2 separate regions of the Homo sapiens genome follow, and region 1 is linked to region 2. The links are chromatin contacts, found by Hi-C or POLR2A ChIA-PET in ENCODE. All regions are on one chromosome and are shown on one strand. Each heading gives the region's core, a stretch centred on a gene start or an enhancer-like site at or near the end of the contact. The rest is flanking DNA. Distances are from core to core; before and after follow the strand shown.

The links. A loop is a pair of places that touch in the nucleus more often than their neighbours do. ChIA-PET counts read pairs that join two places held with the same protein, here RNA polymerase II (POLR2A). Pooled maps may share reads with other maps.
Region 1: a map of mammary epithelial cell shows a loop between it and region 2 (6-fold over the local background). The contact joins the promoter of TCF7L1 here to the promoter of LINC01964 in region 2. A Hi-C loop is called at or near these places in 35 of 168 maps with a recorded cell type or tissue (A673, Caco-2, HCT116 and 21 more), 3 of 37 single-sample maps with no recorded cell type and 34 of 50 pooled maps. POLR2A ChIA-PET finds 5 or more read pairs at or near these places in 6 of 52 experiments (A673, Caco-2, H1 and 3 more).

The regions. Positions count from the first base shown.
Region 1 is chr2:85,129,145-85,135,068 of GRCh38, forward strand. TCF7L1 (transcription factor 7 like 1) reads left to right here and starts at 4,248. Exons shown (of 12, transcript NM_031283.3): 1 at 4,248-4,789; 2 at 4,872-4,935; 3 at 5,179-5,306. The coding sequence starts at 4,541. RefSeq lists a silencer at 3,848-3,917 and enhancers at 4,283-4,857, 5,433-5,924.
Region 2 is chr2:85,064,659-85,070,526 of GRCh38, forward strand. It overlaps LINC01964 (long intergenic non-protein coding RNA 1964), which reads right to left and starts at 2,689. Exons shown (of 2, transcript NR_146453.1): 1 at 125-2,689; 2 at 1-21.

The DNA.
Region 1 (5,924 bases), core at 2,998-5,497, 66 kb after region 2:
CTTATTTTTATTTTTATTTTTTGGGACAAAATTTCGCTCTTGTTGCCCAGGCTGGAGCGCAACGGCGCGATCTCGGCTCACTGCAACCTCCGCCTCCCGGGTTACAGGCATCTGCTACCACGCCTGGCTAATTTTTTTTTTTTTTTTTTTTTTGAAACGGAGTCTCGCTCTGTCGCCCAGGCTGGAGTGCAGTGGCACGATCTCGGCTCACTGCAAGCTCCGTCTCCCGGGTTCACGCCATTCTCCTGCCTCAGCCTCCTGAGTAGCTGGGATTACAGGCGCCCGCCACCACGACCGGCTAATTTTTTGTATTTTTAGTAGAGACGGGGTTTCACCGTGTTGACCAGGATGGTCTTGAATTTCTGACCTCAGGTGATCCACCCGCCTCGGCCTCCCAAAGTGCTGGGATTACAGCCGTGAGCCACTGCGCCTGGCCCTTATGATCTTTTTCAACCACTTAAAAATGTAAAAAAAGCGGCCGGGCGACGTGGCTCACACCTGTAAAACCAGCACTTGGGCGGATCACCTGAGGTCAGGAATTCGAGACCAGCCTGGTCAACATGGAGAAACCCCGTCTCTACTAAAAATACAAAATTAGCCGGGCGTGGTGGTGCATGCCTACATTCCCAGCTACTCAGGAGGCTGAAGCAGGAAAATTGCTTGAACTCGGGAGGTGGAGGTTGCAGTGAGCCGAGATGGCACCATTGCACTCCAGTCTGGGCAACAAGAGTGAAACTCCGTCTCAAAAAAAAAAAAAAAAAAGTAAAAAAAAAAAGTCTTAGCTGAGACCATTCAAAAACAGGCAGCAAGCTGTAGTATGCTGCTCTAGATGGTTGTTTTTGGTTTGGCCTCTATGCCTGGTGCTACAAATCACCAAATTCTCTGAGGGGATGAAACAGCAGTGAATACAAACTCGCTTGAATGAATTTCCCTTCTGGTATTTTGACTCCTCACGTCCTGGCTGACTTGGTTGACAGTGATGCCTTCAACTCAGCTGGGTTTTGTTGTTTTATTTTGGTATTTTATCCAGTTTATAGTTAGTTGTTCTTGATGAAGGAGTCAATCTGACATCAATACCCCATTAGAATGGGAAGTGGAAGTCTACATGTTAATTTTAATTTGCTACTTTTGCTTACCATTATGAGCCTCCTTCTATATTGACAAATATATCTCCACAATGTCATAACATTCCATTAGATGAATGCACCATGATTTAACTTAATAATTCCCTATAGGGGACATTGAAATTGTTTCTAGATTTTTTCACTGTGATGAACACACTTCTACAGGTTTATTTTTGTACCTAGTTGTTTCCTTCAGATAAAATCCTAGAAGTACGTGGATAAGTCAAAGGGTTCACACTTTTAAAGGTATTTCACAGGTATTACCAAACTTCTCTTTAGAACTGTTACACAATGGCCCAGCATCTATGTGCTTCTTAGTATAGGGGCCAATGCTGGGTGTTACCATTCTTTTCTTCCTTTGCCAATCTGACAGATGAAAACTGGTTATCTCAATGCTGTTTCCGTTTGCATTTCTGGTTTATAGGTGTGGCAGGCTGATAATGGCTTACTCCCAAAGCTGCATCTATGACCTAATCCCTGGAAACTGTGAATGTTTAAGGAAAAGAGGTCTTTGCAGATATGAAGTTAAGGATTTTGACATGGACAGGTTATCCAGGTGGTCCTTAAATGCTATCACAAGTATCACTTTTTTTTTTTTTTTTTTTTTTTTGAGACAGAGTCTCACTCTGTCGCCAAGGCCGGAGTGCAGTGGTGCCATCTCAGCTCACTGCAACCTCCTCCCTCCAAATTCAAGCGATTCTCCTGCCTCAGCCTCCCAAGTAGCGGGGATTACAGGCGCCTGCCACCACACCTGGCCAATTTTTTGTATTTTTGGTAGAGACAGGGTTTCACCATGTTGGCCAGGCTGGTCTGGAACTCCTGACCTCGTGATCCACCTGCCTTGGTTTCCCAAAGAGCTGGGATTACAGGCGTGAGCCACTGTGCCCGGCCACAAGTATGGTTTCTTACAAGAAGGGGGCAGAGGAAAATTTGTCACAGACAAAAAAAGGAGAAGGCAATGTGATTACAGACGCAAGGGTGGGAGTGATGTGGTCACAAGCCCCCAGAAGCTGCAAGAGACAAGGGTAGATTCTTTTCGGAGCCTCCAGAGGGAGCATGGCCCCGTCAACACCTCCATTTCTACTCAGTGAAACTGACAGTGGACTTCTGTCTTCCACAACTATGAGAGGATAAACTTCTGTTGTTTTAAGCCACCAAGTTTTCGTGATTTGTGACAGTAGCAGCAGAAAACTAGTACAATAGGTTTTTCATATATTTATGGACCATAAACATGAAAAATCGTCTGACTTTTAAATCTTATAAAAATAAAATAACACACAATAATACAAAGAGTATGATTCTATGTATGTACATCAGAATATCTGTAAATACGTTTACATATGTTCATAACTGCCTAGGAAAGTGTCTGGAAGGATATATACCAAACTAGTGACAGTGGTTAACCAGAGGCAGTTAACTGAAAGTGGTTAATTAGAAGGGTCCTGTGTCCTGAGGGGGAAAGAGGAACTTTTACTTGTTACTCGATACTGCTCAAGATACATCTGTTATTTGAAAACGCTTTATGAGACTGTACTCATGTATTGTGTAAAAAATTAGAAAAGGCATATCTGCTTGTTATAAAGTTCATAGAAACCAGAAAACTATCTCCTTTCACTTATCCTTTCCCAGAAATAGTCATTGATAATAATTTGCATCTTCTCAGATTTTTTTCTACGCAGAAATAAATGTGTATAATTTTTTTAAAAACAAAAATAAAATAGTGAGTGTCATATATAGTGTTTCATTTAAAGATGTTCCTCCAAAATCAATCTTGGTCCATGTGCCTGTGTGTGTGTGTGTGTGTGTGTGTGTGTGTGTGTGTGTGTGTGTGTGTATGGGTGGGGGGAGGGGCGGGGACACTGCATAGAACTGGCCAGCTGCATGGACTGTCACTGTAAAGAAAGATGAAGAATGCATGTCACCAAGCTCTCTGATGCTTTGAACCTAGCATATGTGGCTTTGCCCATATGTGCGGGCACCTCTGTAGAAACTCTTCTGCCAGTTGGGCTGAAAATAGTTTTACATAGTTCCATACTGCCTTCCAAGCTGTTTTCAAAGTTTATGCTCTAATAGTTCCCCACGGAGGATAACACAAGATATTCATTTTCCTCAAACTTTCCCGCACAGGTTGGAGAGAAACGACATCTTAATGTCATTGTAACAGGCATTTCTTTATTAAAAAAATTTTTTTTTTGGAGACAAGGTCTTGCTATGTTGCCCAGGCTGGTCTCAAACTCCTGGGCTCCAGCGATCCTCCTGCCTAGGCCTCGGGAGTAGATGGAACTCCAGGCGCGGGCCGTGGCGCTCGCACCACAGGCATTACTTAGGTATGAGGCTGGTTGAGCATTTTTCTCGTGTTCACTGGCTACTCACGCAGCTTTGTGAATGGCTTCGGAGATCACTGGACAGGCAATTTTCCCTCTCAATGAACCAAATCCAAATTCTTTTGGAACCCAAGACCGCGATTTTTCGATTTAGGACCTAGTCCCAAACAATGAAGAAAAGGTGATCTTCAAGATTTCAGCAGGGAAATCTGTATATCTGTACAAGGTTGAAAACCTGGGCCGGGGGTCGCGTTGGAACCCCACAGGAAAAAGGCGCGGAAAGCCGCCGGGCATTTTCCGGGGTTCCATAGATGTCCCCAGTGTCCTAGTCCGTGCATCAGCTCGCGCACTCGGAGGGACTCTAGGCAGGGGGAGGGCCCCGCGGCCAGTATGTGCGTCCGAGGCTTTCCCGCAGGGGGCAGTGCCGCCCGCCCGCGCGCCGATACGGTGGGAGGGGGTGGGAACCTGCGCGGAGTTCTGGAGGTTCTTTGGGAGAAAGTTAGGGGATGCGGAGGGGTGGGCGCAAGACTTCCAGGACTCCAGGGAGGCCGTGGGGAGGGCCGCCGAGGGTGCAGTGTGAGGCGCAGGAGGGGGTTGGGGGCGGTGCACGTTGCAGGGAGACGCAGCCCCTGGAAGATGCGAGTGTGAACGTGTGAGTGTGAGTGCGTGTGTATGTGTGTGTGTGCGCGCGCACCGCAGCTCTCCGGGTTCCGCGAGGCGCGCGGGTGTCAGCTTGCAGCCGGGGCTCCTCCCTCCGGCCCCCCTGCCCAGCCCGGCGGTCCCTCCTCCCTCCCTCCCCGCTCGCCCCTCCCCGGCGGGCCAGGGGCTGGGACGCCCCGGCGGAGCAGGCGGCGGCGGTGGCGAGTTGGGGAGCCCTAGGCTCGGCGCTGCCGGAGGGGCCCGAGCCGAGCCGCCTGCGCCCCGGCCGGGCAGCGCCGGGCCCGCTTCCCGCGGGGCCACGCCCTGTCAAACTTTGTTGCGGCGGCTAGCGCAGCGGGCCCGCAAGCGGGCGGGAGGGGCGCCGGGCCGGGCCGGGCAGGGCGCGGGCGGCTAGGGGCTCCGAGAGCGGCGGCCCCGGCCCGCGGCCCCACCATGCCCCAGCTCGGCGGCGGGGGCGGCGGCGGCGGCGGCGGCAGCGGGGGAGGCGGCGGCTCCAGCGCCGGGGCGGCCGGCGGAGGGGACGACCTCGGGGCGAACGACGAGCTGATCCCCTTCCAGGACGAGGGGGGCGAGGAGCAGGAGCCGAGCAGCGATAGCGCCTCGGCGCAGCGGGACCTAGACGAGGTCAAGTCGTCCCTGGTCAACGAGTCGGAGAACCAGAGCAGCAGCTCGGACTCGGAGGTAAGGAAGCACCGCGGCCACCCCCGGGGGATCCCGGCCCTGCGTCCGCTCACCCGCTCTTGCCTTTGTGTCTCCTCCGCAGGCGGAGAGGCGCCCGCAGCCCGTCCGGGACACTTTCCAGAAGCCGCGGGACTATTTCGCCGAAGGTATGTGCCCGCTGGGACAGCCCCCCACTCTCGATTCCCGCTGCGCTCCGCTGCTCAGCCCGGGCGGCCCACCGTCCCCCTTGCTTGGGTGGACGCACCCTTGCCCTCCGCCTTTATTGGCGGCAGCCCCCGTGGGGCGCGCGTGGGGGGCGCTGGGGTCCCCAGCTCCCGCCTCGAGCCCCCTGCCGCGGCGCTGTCAGTCCCGGGGGCCTGGGCCTCACCTCGCCTTGGTCTTGTTCGCAGTGAGAAGGCCTCAGGACAGCGCGTTCTTTAAAGGACCCCCGTACCCTGGGTACCCCTTCCTGATGATCCCGGACCTGAGCAGCCCGTACCTCTCCAACGGACCCCTGTCTCCCGGAGGAGCGCGCACCGTGAGTGCCCGTCGGGCGCGCCGGGGAGGGTGGGAGGCCGCGGCCCGCAGGATGCGCCCCCGGGCTTGGCCATGGAGTGGGGGATGGGGCCTTCTGCGCCGATCCCAAGCAGAACTTGTTTGCGGAGTTGAACTACTCTCTGGCGGCCGAGCGCGAGGCTGCGCTGGCCAGTGCCTGGATGAAAGTAAAGTTACTTTAACTTTTCCCCTCTTGCGGGTTGAGGTTTTGGAGTCCACCTCTGGGATCTTCCTTGGCCTCCAGAATTCTTCGCCTGCACCGAAGGAAACTTGGATTTGTGCCCGCTTTGGGGGGGTCTCGCTTTCCTTCTTGGAAATCGGTCAGCTTTCTCTGGCAGTGGGGCAAGGGGCCTAGGGAGCTGGGTTGGCGACGTTGTCCTCCGACTCCGGGTTCACTGGGCGGCTGCAGGCTGGTTCCTAAGAAACCCAGTTTTCGTGGCGGGTTATTCACAGCCCCCGTTCCCACCCCCAGCCCTCGCACCGGGGCCTCAGCTTTTCTGCGGAGCTAGCTCCGAATTTTAAACTCGCGTAGATGATTTCGAGGCGACCCAAGGCATTCTTCAAGTTGAGGAACTTGGCTTTTTCCCCCTTTTGTCGCCTG
Region 2 (5,868 bases), core at 1,439-3,938:
AATGGCGACGGTTGCATAACTCTGTGAAGATATGAAAAGCCACTAATTTGTACACTTCGAAATGGTTAAAATGGTGAATTTTATGTAAAGTTTATCTCAAAAAAAAAAAAAAAGTCAAACATACCTGCGGTAGGTATTCTTAACATCCCCATTTTACTGATGATAAAAGTGCGTGTCAGGGACCAGCTCTGCCAGGTGCCCAGCAACCCTGCACATCTCCACCGGGCTCGACGGCAACCTGACCTGCGTCTTGGTGGAACACCCTGCAACTCCTCATGGAGCAAGGGGCGTTAAGTGGCCCTGTGCATCGCTGCCGTGAGTGGTCTCACCTGCCTCCCCACCCTTTTGGAACTGCTGCAAGGCCATTTCTCATCGATCTTCCTAGTTTCTGTTGAGCGCAGCGCTTTCCTCCTCTCTCCCCACTCCCACAAGTTACGTCTGCAGGTGCCTGCTAAGTCTGTAGAGTGCTCGGTTGCAGTTGAGAGCTGGCTGCTGCACAGCAGGGCAACCCACTGTCCATGCCATCTGGTGTCCCAACCTTCCAGCCTTGTGTCCTCCTGTGGGACGAGGGACACAAGGAGCGACATGTCATGCTGATTTAGCTTTTGCTGTCTGCGTATGTAACAACCTGTCCAAATCCATGTGGCTCAATGTCTCCCTACAGACAAATCTATGGAAGTGTGGCTGGCCAGCCCCACAGCTGCAGGGGTAATCTCTACGGCCCCGTTAGCCCCTGCTGCTTTGGGAATGCTTGATGCTGAGATGAAATAAATGTTCCTGGGGCCCACCACTGCTGGAGGCAGGATCCCATCCCAGCTGGTCTGACTCAATTCAGACACAGTAAAAGCCATCTGGCAGGTTATCTGATATGACAGTAAATTAAAATGAAGACAGTTCTAGAAAAGACGAGATTTGTTCTAAAGTTTTTCTTTCTGATCTCTTCAAAATTTCTGCCTTATCTTTACTACAACAATTCAGAGAAGTCAAGGAACTCCAAAGCCTCTCTTAGGGGCATTTAGACAGTCATCTTTGGGGAAATATGGGGCTAGGACACGTAAAGTCACTCGATGACTTTTAGAAATATTAGCCTGTGACCACATATACATTTCTTCAGGATTAGAAATTAAACTGGCAGTCTTTACACTATAGTTAAACATTGTCTCCAAAATTGCCCCTGCAGTTTCCAAAAGTTGAAAGCCCTCACCCATTAGGGACATTTGAGTCATGGCACCTTACCTAGGCCTTCTTCAACCACAACCCTGATCTTCCAGCTGCCTCTTCTGTCCTCAAGACAGAAGCTCGCCTAATCCTTGGAACAAGAGGCAGCAGATCCTGAGAAGTTTCTGCTTGTGTTTGTCGGCAAGGAGATGGCTTCAGCAGTGGTAGGGGCGTAGGCAGGGGCAGGGCTGCCCCCTTAGTCTGTGAGGCTGGTGATCGGCCACAGTGAATTGGCTCCATATCCACGAAGAGGCAAGGAGGCTCTGCTCTAGTGACCCAGGTCCAAACCTGGGAAGCTCCAGATCTGGGACAAGCTCCAGATCAGGCCCAGGCTAGCCGTGTGACGTTGGAGCAGCTGCTTAACTCTGAGCCTGCCCCTCCTGCTGCACAAGTCCCTGCTGGCTGTGTGGATGAGCAGAAATAATGTCCATGAAGGCATCACAAGGTCTCAAATGGAAGGCTCCAACAACTGGTTCAGTGAAAAAAAGGTTTGGAGAAAATACACATTTCCATGACCCCAACTGTGGAGAAATCTTTCTGTCCTTCTAGCTTTAAGAGTAGCAGAGCACTGTCTGGTGAGGAACTTTTCCTCCCGAACAGTCTCAAAATCGAAGCTCTGAGCACACTGAGCCAGGCCTTCCCTCATCTCTTCCTCTTCTGCACATTTGCTCAACTGTGATCTGAGTCAAGCCAGCAAGATCCAAGCTAGTCTAGCAAAGCATTTTCCAAGCAGCCTTGGAAAGGGGTTGGCCTCGTGAGGACACTGATTCCTAATATTTGCAGTTGGCTTTGCAGAGCTCTCATTACAGCGAAGGTGTGAGGGTGTCTGTTGCCACCCGCTTTTGAGAGAGAGGCACTGAGCACTACAACAGCACAGCTAATGTTTATTGGACCCTTCGTTCGATCCAGGAATTTAGATGGACTATTTTATTTAATTATTTCCATTAACCTGCTACCATTATCCCATTTTGGAAAGAACACAACGGAGGCCCAGGAGGGGTAAGGATTCTGTCCTGCAGTCCGAGGCCAGCAGGGCTGTGTTTCCCAGCACCGTGAGGGTCTTTACAGTTTGGGACCAAACAAGGGTGAAGTTCAGGACGGGGCCACGTGAGGGCGGTGGACTAACATGAAACAGAAAAGCAATCCGTTGCCCAAACGCCGGACAACTCCCAAAGGTCCTTGTTAACATCTATTTGATTTCTATTTATTTTCCAGGCAGCTGTGGGAATTGGGTAAAAGTGTGGTGTCTGGGGCCAGACTGCCTGGGGTCGATGCTGCCTCCATTATTTACCGACTGTGTAATCCCAGGAAAATTAGTTACCCTTCCTGTTTACCCTCCCTGAGCTTGCTTCTGCCTCTGTAAAGTGGCCCAGTTAGCAACCGGCAGGCCAGGACTCCAGAGCTACGGAGGACAAGTGGTGGCGCGATTATCGTAGCGAGCAGCACGGTGGGAGTGGCGCTAACGGTCAGTTCAGAAGACACTTCTGGAGATGGTTAATAGAACTTGGTATAAACAAACGGCGAAATACTTGCATTAGCCAACAGAGTGCTATTCAAATTGAACCATCAAAAGAAATCAAGGATGGGTGATGATGAAGCTGAGGATAGTTGCTCCAATAAAAAGTCGCTCTCCTTTGCCCAGTTTCTACACTGGGTCAGTTTTTGAACCCAGAACCCACTGATTGAAGCAGCGCCTGCAACTCCAGCAGGAAGAATCCTGCGACACGTGGCAATTGAACATGTAATGACTCCTTCAGGCCTTCCCTCAAAGGGACCTAAGACTATTTACTTGGGTAATTGAGCACTGGGGAAAAAAAATACTAAACATCTTGAGGACAATTAGACACAGACTTATAGTAGATATGAATAACCTTAGATCCCAAGTGTAATCATGGCCCCTGTTAGAATTAGGCACATACAGGCTGGGCACAGTGGCGCATACCTATAATCTCAGCACTTTGAGAGATTAAGAGGGGAGGATCACTTGAGGCCAGGAGTTGGAGACCAGCCCGGGCAGTATAGGAAGAACCTATCTCTACAAAAAATTTTAAAATTAGCCAGGTGTGGTGGTGCACGCCCGCAGTTCCAGCTACTCAGGAGGCGAGGCGGGAGGACCACTTAAACCCAGGAGTTCAAGGCTGCAGTGACCTATGATCATGTCAGGGTACTCCAGCCCAGCCTGGGCCACAGAGCAAGAAGCTGTCTCTAAAAACAAAAAACAAAAAACAAAAAAACGGAATAAGAGCATATAGCGACTAGGTATAAATGGAGTTCTGGCTAAACTCCAGCTCAGAATATGTCCATTGAGCAGTGGGCATTTCCTCAGTTCCCAAATGTATATGAAATAGAGATTCTTGGTAGTTGGCCTAATCTCAACAGTTCTTTTCATTATAGCAGTTTGAATGGGTGTGTAGTGGTTCTCAATGTGGATTAAATTTGCTTTTCCAAATTGACTATATTGAGCATCTTTCATGTGCTTATAGTTATTTGTATATCCTCTTTGGTGAAATGTCTATTTTGTACATATTTTAATTGGGTTGGCAGTTTACCTTGTTACTGAATTGATTTCTTTTTTTATTTCCCTTGAGACAAGGTCTCGCTCTGTTGCCCAGACTGGAGTGCAGTGGCACGAACTCAGCTCACTGCAGCCTTGACATCCCAGCCTGGAGATATCCTTCCACCTCAGCCTCCCAAGTAGATGGGACTATAGGCACACACCACTGTCTCGCTCTGTCGCCCAGGCTGGAGTGCAGTGGGGCGATCTCAGCTCACTGCAACCTCCTTCTCCCAGGTTCAAGCGATTCTCATACCTCAGCCTCCTGAATAGCTGGGACTACAGGCGCGCACCACCACGCCTGGCTAATTTTTTGTGTATTTTTAGTAGAGACAGGGTTACATCATGTTTGCCAGGCTGGTCTTGAACTCCTAAAGCCCCCTATAATAGTGAATATGGCTCCTATTAATAAGACGTAGTGGAAGTGGGCTACAACATAGTATCTGTCATATAACACAATGTCTAATGATGAGTTGGCTAGTACAGTGCCGGTTAGGCCTCCTACCATAAAAAGGAAAATAAATCCTAGGGCTCACAGCATTGCGGGGGATCATTTGGTATTGCTGCCGTGAAGCATAGCAAGTCAGCTAAAAACTTTGATGCCTCAAATTATCCACCTGCCTTGGCCTCCCAAAGTGCTGGGATTACAGGCATGAGCCACTGCGCCTGGCCTAATTTTGTTCATTTTTTGTATGAACAAGGTCTCACTATGTTGCCCAGGCTGGTCTCAAACTCCTGGACTCAAGTGATCCTCCTGCCTCAGACTCCTGAAGTACTGGGATTACAGGTATGAGCCACTGTGACCAGTCAGGGTTGAATTCTTTATATATTCTGGATACAAGTCCTTATCACATATATACTGTGCAAATAATTTTTCCCAGTCTGTGGCTTAGCTTTTCATTTTCTTTCTTTCTTTCTTTTTTTCTTTTTCTTTTTTTTTTTTTAGATGGAGTCTCTCTCTGTTGCCCAGGCTGGTGTGCAGTGGCAAGATCTCAACTCACTGCAACCTCTGCCTCCCGGGTTTAAGCAATTCTGCCTCAGCCTCCCGAGTAGTTGGGACTACAGGCGCGTGCCACCACGCCCAGCTAATTTTTTGTATTTTTACTAAAGAAGGGGTTTTCACCGTGTTAGCCAGGATGGTCTCAATCTCCTGACCTCGTGATCCGCCCGCCTCGGCCTCCCAAAGTGCTGGGATTACAGGCGTGAGCCACCGCTCCCAGTCTCTCTTTTTTTTTTTTTTTAAACTGGGTCTCACTCTGTTGCCCAGGCTGGAGTGCAGTGGTGGAATCTCAGCTCACTGCAGCCTCTGCCTCCTGGGTTCAAGGGATTCTCATGCCTCAACTTCCCAAGTAGCTGGGACTACATGTATGTGCCACCACATCCAGCTAATTTTTGTATTTTTAGAAGAGACAAGGTTTCACTGTGTTGGCCAGGCTGGTCTCGAACTCCTGACCTCAAGTGATCCGCCCGCCTCAGCCTCCCAAAGTGCTGAGATTACAGGCATGAGCCACCACGCCCAGTGCTTTTCATTTTCTTAATGGCATCTTTCACAGAGAAGTTTTTAATTTTAATGAAACTCAATTTTTCTTTTATGGATCATGCTTTTGGTGTCATGTCTAAGAATTATTTGCCTAACACCAGGTCATGATGTTTTTTTCCTGTTTTCTTCTAAAAGTTTTATAATTTTATTTTATACATTTACATCTATAATCAAGTTTATTTTACCACCAAATTCTATTACATCATCCAAGAACTACACAATTACATTTTTATTGAGTTTAAATTCACATAATATAAAGGTAACCATTTTATTTTTTATTTATTTATTTTTTTTGAGGCAGAGTTTCACTCCTGTTGTCCAGGCTGGAGTACAGTGGCGTGATCTTGGATCACTGCAACCTCTGCCTCCCAGGTTCAAGCAATTCTCCTGCCTCAGCCTCCCAAGTAGCTGGGACTACAGGCATGCACCACTACGCCTGGCTAATTTTTTGTATTTTTAGTAGAGACTGAGTTTCACCATGTTGACCAGGCTGGTCTTGAACTTCTGGCCTCAGGTGATCCACCCACCTCGGCCTCTCAAAGTGCTGGGATTACAG